2 separate regions of the Homo sapiens genome follow, and region 2 is linked to region 1. A link is a contact called in ENCODE Hi-C or POLR2A ChIA-PET data. All regions are on one chromosome and are shown on one strand. Each heading gives the region's core, a stretch centred on a gene start or an enhancer-like site at or near the end of the contact. The rest is flanking DNA. Distances are from core to core; before and after follow the strand shown.

The links. Hi-C counts contacts between places; a loop is a spot of excess contacts on that map. ChIA-PET counts read pairs that join two places held with the same protein, here RNA polymerase II (POLR2A).
Region 2: a map of IMR-90 shows a loop between it and region 1 (2.0-fold over the local background). The contact joins the enhancer-like site here to the promoter of RFX4 in region 1. A Hi-C loop is called at or near these places in 1 of 168 maps with a recorded cell type or tissue (IMR-90). POLR2A ChIA-PET finds 5 or more read pairs at or near these places in 2 of 52 experiments (OCI-LY7 and endothelial cell of umbilical vein).

What each region holds. Positions count from the first base shown.
Region 1 is chr12:106,581,650-106,584,941 of GRCh38, forward strand. It overlaps RFX4 (regulatory factor X4), which reads left to right and starts at 1,355. Exons shown (of 18, transcript NM_213594.3): 1 at 1,355-1,714. The coding sequence starts at 1,672. The region is part of intron 1 of LOC100287944 (a long non-coding RNA gene); the gene reads right to left. RefSeq lists enhancers at 1-316, 1,805-2,389.
Region 2 is chr12:106,416,864-106,420,169 of GRCh38, forward strand. The region is part of intron 12 of POLR3B (RNA polymerase III subunit B); the gene reads left to right. Among named protein-coding and RNA genes, the nearest start is that of POLR3B, 61 kb to the left of the region's middle. Within about 2 kb of position 1,853, at least 5 of the 41 ENCODE cell types and tissues checked have a DNase peak (open chromatin) inside an H3K27ac peak, as active enhancers do; they include endothelial cell of umbilical vein, where a contact is called at or near this core.

The DNA of each region.
Region 1 (3,292 bases), core at 105-2,604:
GGCCCGCCGGCTCTGCCTCTGTCCATGGTCAAAGCACCCGGGGTAATCCGCCTTTCTCTTCCGCCCGCCGGGCCCCATTCATATTCTAATCACAGCGCGGCCGACCCGCGAACGGCCACTTTATCGGGGCCCGCAGGAGACGCAGCTTGCTCCCCCTCACTTCCACTTCCAGCACCCCCCGGCCCTCGCCCCCCTCTTTCTGCACTTTCAACTCCGCCGAGGAGGGGGTCCCTGGGAAAACCGCGTCCCCACTTGGATGCCGGGGCTTCTCACAAACTTCGAGGCCGACTGGGGGACGGCGGTGGGGTGGGGAGGGCAGGGGGAGGGCGGAGGAACAGAGACAGACAGACTGACAGAGTTACGGGAAGAGGCGGGGGAGGGGGGACAGTACAGAGAGACCGAGGGGGATAGAGACAGAGAGGGGCAGAGTCCTAGGGGGAGACAAAGAGAAGTGGAGGCAGGGTCTGGACAGAGACACTAGCAGCCAAGGAAGGAGAAATGGACAGAGACAGAGACACAGAGGACGAGAGGGACAGAGAGCTAGAAACAGACACCGGGAGACAGGCGGAGAGAGACAGCGAGATGGAAGGAGAGAAACAGGATGAAGGACCCAGGCCCAGAGGAAGACAGAAAGTTCTGGAGGAGGCGAACCAGCCACTCACCTCCTCCCCGCCTAGCGGCCTTGTTACGCTCATATTGGGGCATGGGGTCTTAGGGATTCAGTTCCCCTTCCCCACCCTTTCCCCTTCAAGCTCGCTTCACTCCCCACGCGTGTCTGCGGATCCGCGTGCAAGGGGTCAAGACATACCCCCTCCCGCATTCTCAGGGCCACCACCCGAAATCTAACCCAGGACCAAAATGGGGGGTGGGTGGGGGCGCAAGAGAAGGAAGGGAGTGGGGCCCCACTCGTGGTAGCGCAGGCGACTCCCCAGGCTCCAGGAGTTCCCCGCGGCTCCCCCCCCGCCCGCGCCCCCCTCCCGGCCTGCCAGCACGGCGCGGGGCCCGATGGTGGGGAAGGGCCGGGAGGGGGAGGGGGCCACATCTAAGCCAATTTTGATTTCGCCTATAATGAGTGCCGGGCGAAGGCTGGAGAAGGCCTCTGGAACTTTAAATAAGAAAAACGTTGCTAATGCTATAATAGAAGGGGGAAGTCGGAGGGCTGGGATTGCGTCGCTCTGAGCCCCCCTTTTCGGAGGCGGCTTTTCTTATTCAAAACAGGCCCACAATGGGCTTCACAGTGCGCCTCGCCACGGCCCCATCTGACGAGCGGCCATTCATCAGGCCGGCTGGCCTATCAATGACATTGCTCCCATCGGGGCTCCTATAAAATGATGCTTTTTCCCATGAAACATCCGCAAACATTTTGACGGGTTTGGCTTTGCCCGGCTGGATTACTGAGTGTCCCCTTGCTCGCTCGCTTTTTCTCTCTCCCCCTTCTCCGAGCTCGCTCCCTTCTCTCCCTCTCTCTCCTCTTTTCTTCTTTCTCTTTTCTTTCCTCTTCTTTTTCTTTTCTTTTCCTTTCCTCCTTTATCCTTGTGCCCCCTCACTTTCTGCGTCTCTCTCTCTCCCCTTCTCCCTCCCTCCCTCCCTTCCTCCCTGGGCATCTCTAGCACAGGGGATCCCCAAACATCAGGACTTTTGGGGGGCGCCTGTGCTGTCCATGGGAAGAGCATGCATTGTGGGTTACTGGAGGAACCCGACATGGATTCCACAGGTTAGTCCTACTGGCGGGGTTGGGGGGATACATTGGGAGGGAAGGAGAAGGGAGAGGGGGAACTTTAGAAAGAAGTTGGGAAAAGTTCAGACGGGTCAACTTGACAGTGGAACCCCAAAGAATAACGCAGAGCTTGCAGAAGTTTTCAATTCGAGGCGATGTGTGTAACTGGATGCGTGGAAGTATGTGTATAAGCGTGTGATTGTGTACGTGTGTGAGTGTGTGTGCGTGCGCGCGCGCGAAGGAGCGCGCTTTCGCTTGCCCTGGACACAAAGTTACGTAAAGATGCGCTGGCTCGCGGCGAGCTCGAGGTGCCACTTGCAGAAACTTTGCCAGCCGACCGCCCCCTCCCGGACCCAGGTCCTCCTAGGGTATGGGGGCCTCGGAATAGCGGTGCGCTCGGGGTCTGGCGGCCAGGGCCGGGAAGCCGAGCGGAACGCCCCGAGGCGGGGGAGGGTGACGGCTTCGCACTGCGCCTGGGAGGTGGGGACCGAGGCTCCGGCTGGTAGAGACGCGCAGCTGGAGGGAGTGGCGGCGGCGAACCCGGTGGTCCGGGGGAATCCGCAGAAACGGGAGGTGGGAGTCCTGGGCTGTGGGGTCGGGCTTTTAGCTTTTCTGCCAGGAAGGGGCACCCAACGCCGGGCTCCACTAGGGAGCTGTGACCTTGCTGGAGGGAGGGCAGGACGCAGACTGGCCCGCTAAACTCGGCGTTGGGGTCTGCAAACTGCTCTGCAGTTCAAGAGCTGCTGGGCGTCAGTTTTGGGGGTGCGGCGGTCCTTAACAACGAAAAAAGGAGGCCAAGGAATCTTTCACAACGAAAACACCCGGTATCTCGGTTCTTCCTCCAGTAGTTTTCGCCACCTCCCACTCCTAGCACCTTTGAAGAGCCGTCACACTTCTAGATCTGTTAACGCTCCCTAAGTCCCTTGCAGGTGGAAGTTCTCTTACAGTTCACCCCCTCCCCTAGGCTCATTCTTGCAACCCGGCTATTTTCATTTTGGCCCCCTGCAGCCTCAGAATTTCTTAGGGTGATGAGTTTGGGGAGAGGCAGAAATAGGGCAGTGGACTCAGCCTGGGCCGTGGCGAGGTTTGAGAGAATGCCTGCAAGCATAAGCTGCTGAGCATTGCAGCGCGGAGCAACAAGTGCCTTCCAGCCCCGGCCGTCCCCTGAGCATGCACGTCCTTTCCTTGAGCAAATAAACAAATGCCGCACGAATGTCTCCCCAACTCCACCCCTAGGCAGGCTGGATATGGAAGTGGGGTGGGGGCTGGGGTCATCGGGGCATTGCCCCAGAAGGTCTTTCCTCGGTCCCTGCAGAAATATTTAAGGCCTCTCCAGGTTTCCGCTGCAGCCCTGGTGGCCCGGACACCGGACTGCTCTTGCCAGGGGGATATTCTGTGTTTTAGGGTAGTTGTCGATCTCTGATTCCTAGAGTCAAGGCCCCGCCTGATTGCACTCCCCTGGCTGGGTGTGAGCCCCCAGGGAGTGGGGAAAGGCTAAGCCCCGAAGTTCTCCTTCCTATACTCGATGACAAACGAAGGCAAGGAGAAGCGTCGCCTGCCCTGCGTGCCTCTCCG
Region 2 (3,306 bases), core at 603-3,102, 160 kb before region 1:
CATAATGCTCTTCTATCACTATTCCTTTGAGTTATGCCTTCTACCGAAGCTGCCCCTCCCTCATATCCCTTTCACCCTCTCTCTAAAGAGGAGCTCCTCCTTATTCATCTTTTGAGCCCTCTCTGAAACTGTGACCTCCTAGGTGCAGTTAGTTGCTCTGTCTTCCTTAGGCCAGTAACAGTTTATTCAAGTCTTTATTTGCATGCTAAATTAACATGTAATTCTTTACTTCCATGCTTCTTCCCCCTTTTAGATTGTAAGCTCATTGAGGAAAGGAACCATTTATATTCATCTCGTTATTTCCACATATGTGCAGGCCGATATTTGAATAAGGAGAAGTTGCTCTCATGCAGCCTTGCAAACTGCATTCCAGCAAGAGACACAACCAAGTTCACATCTCCTAAGGCACGAATGAATTTAGGGACTGGAGGAACTGATAGAGGGTCAGTGTGGCTGGAGTGAGTGAGGTGTCAGGATGGTAAGAAATGACACTGGAGACCCAGGTGGAGGCTGGATCATCTGGAGCCCTGTGTGCCATGGGAAGAGACTTGGCATTCTACATGCAGCAGAAGACCATTGAAGAGTTTTAGTCAGGGGAGTGACATGATCTGATTTTTAGTTTAGAAAGATCTGATGTGGAGATGAACAGGCGAAGAGTGGACCGGCTAGAAGCTGTAGCAGTTTTCTAGATGAGAGATAGTGCGGCTGGGATGATCACAGCAGATAGTACCACAACTAAAATTTAAAAACTAGAATTATGAAATTATAGTAACTTTAGGTTCTAGAAAAAAAAATTAGCATCAGGACTACTGAGGAAGCTCTGTTTGGTTAATGGCCACTACTTAGCAGTTTGGTTTTTGGCCACCTTCAGATTGACCATTGTGCAAGGAATTATGGGTATCCTCACCATCAATCCCATTTTTACTATTTTTTACTTCGGAAAAACCATGGTGTTAAATGAGTCCATTAAAAAAAAGTTGATTGTTTAGAGGAATAAGGAATGGAGTAAGGAGGGGGAAAGGAGAGCTGATCCTGTTGCTTAAAAAATTAGAATTAAAAAGAGGGTTCCCATGTGCAAGAAAACATAGCTTTATAAACAATGTAAAGACATAAAAGGTATTGTGTTAGCAAAAATGTGTAAAAACAATAGCTGCTAATTTCACACCCCATGGGATGAGGGAGCATAAATGTGCTTCAGCTTTAGATAACAGAGTTGTCTCCACTGGCCAAGCGGGTTCACAGAGCTTTCCTTCAGTCTTGATGCCACAAGAGGGTTGGCAGGCCAGCCGCCAGTAGAGGTGTTAGCAAAACCTACCGATTTCAGGCTTAATCTTTCACCTACCTTTTCTTTTTCGGTAATGTGTTCATTATTTGCTGAGCATTACTCTATTCTTTGTCTGCAAATTTTTTGTTTCTAATGCAGCTTGCTTTGTATGGGTGAGATATGGAATGGCACCAAAATCCGGCACCCTGGAAAGCCAGGGATTTCTACCCTATGACAAAAGAATGCCGTCTTGACTTCAGAGATTGCCTAATCCCAGCTGTTCTGATAATGTAATTAAGGCTGCCTAATGTCTTTAATTTTGCAACCAGTTTGTGTGAAAAGGAGAATTTGGCACTCTGTAGGCTTAAACACTAAATAGCAATCTCAAGACGCCTAATTAGAATTCTCTGACATTAAGCTAATTGGTGAAACTGTATTTCAGCAGCTTAACTTCTTTATTAATTTTTTTAGCATTTTCATTGAAAATCAATTGATGAGCTGTCAGCATTTTTCCCTGAAATATGATTTGCTCTTTACTCTCCTGTCTTAAACAGGCTGAAAGGCCTTGTGCTACCAAGGTATTGAATATTATCACCAGCATTCCTTCCCTTTTAGTCATTTTACTTTTGACCTAAATAATGTGGTGTATTGTGTGGATGGCCTTGTGGTTTCTCACTGCTCTGTGAACTTGGACAGCATTTTTTCTTTTAAACTGAAATTTTAGGAGTAGGAAAATTTAATAATGAGGCAGTATTTCTGTTGACTGTGTTCTTACTTTTTACTTCTTTAGTACCAAGGACATTTCCTTGTGTTTGAATCAAGGGGCTACAATAAATTCAGCTGGGATCCAAAAAAACTTTGTCATAATTTGAGACAAAAGTGTCTAAGTGTAAGGGACTAATTAAAATAGAGCTGAGCTTTTGTTGTTTAGGTTAAGGGCATTCGATTCTGTTCAGGATGCTTATTCAAGTTCCTTTTGCCAGTTTCCACAGGAAGTTGCTGGAATAGGCTTCTTCATCCCCTCTCACCCCTCTGCACCTGCTTCCATTCCCATATTCTTTCTTTCCAAGAGTGAAACTGCTGGGTCTCACTGTAAGAAAGGATTAAGCTCTCAGAGGAGGAAGTTTTCTTTTTAGAACACTTCTGACATAGTAAATTCAAATCCAAGATCCAGGCTTTTCTATCTGAAAAGGTGGTTTTAGTAGAAAAGTGGAAGGACATGTCTTAACTTTAAAGAAGGAAAAGCATGAAATCCAGTTCCACTTAGGAAATTCCTTCTTTGGCACTAGCTAGAGGAGAAGATTCATTTGCTTTGAATACCTTCTTCATTCTGAGTCAAAAAACTACCTATCAGAAACATTCAGGAATATAGTCAGTATGGAATCTGGAAAATCTTTAGCTTAAACATACTTCACTGAACCTCAGAATTCTTTAAGAAATTAATTAGTATAAATATGCCCCCCATATTACTTTAATGTTTTGTTATTTAACTTAGATCACAAATATATTGAGCTTTTTTCTTCCACTGCAAAGAAAAAAGATGTGTACAAAGGGAAAAAACTAATAGAATTAATTGTATAGGAGTATTTAGTATGCATAATATCTATTATATTACTGAAGAAGTCTACTTTTTTTTTATTTATAGTGAGCCAGATATTTAGTTTTGCTTTTTTTTTTTTTTTTTTTTTAATGAACTTGATATAACTGGCATTCTGGTTATGTGTTACTCTGTTACATGCTATCTCAAAATGGTGGCTTAAAACAACAACCATTTTATTATACATACCTCACAGTTTTGTGGGTCAAGAATTCAGGCAGGACTTGGCTATTTGATTCTTTTGTTTCACATGGTGTTGATGGAGGTTGGTTGGTTGATGTTCTGCTAGAGGTTGGTGGGAAGGGCTGGAAAGCTAGGCTCAGGCGTTTCCAGAGTTGTCACATTCGGTGGCTCAGGAATCTAAGAGTAAGTGTTTCCCATAGACAAGAAACTGTGTGACCTTAGTGACCTAGACTGAAAGTCACAGCATCACTTATGTTTATTC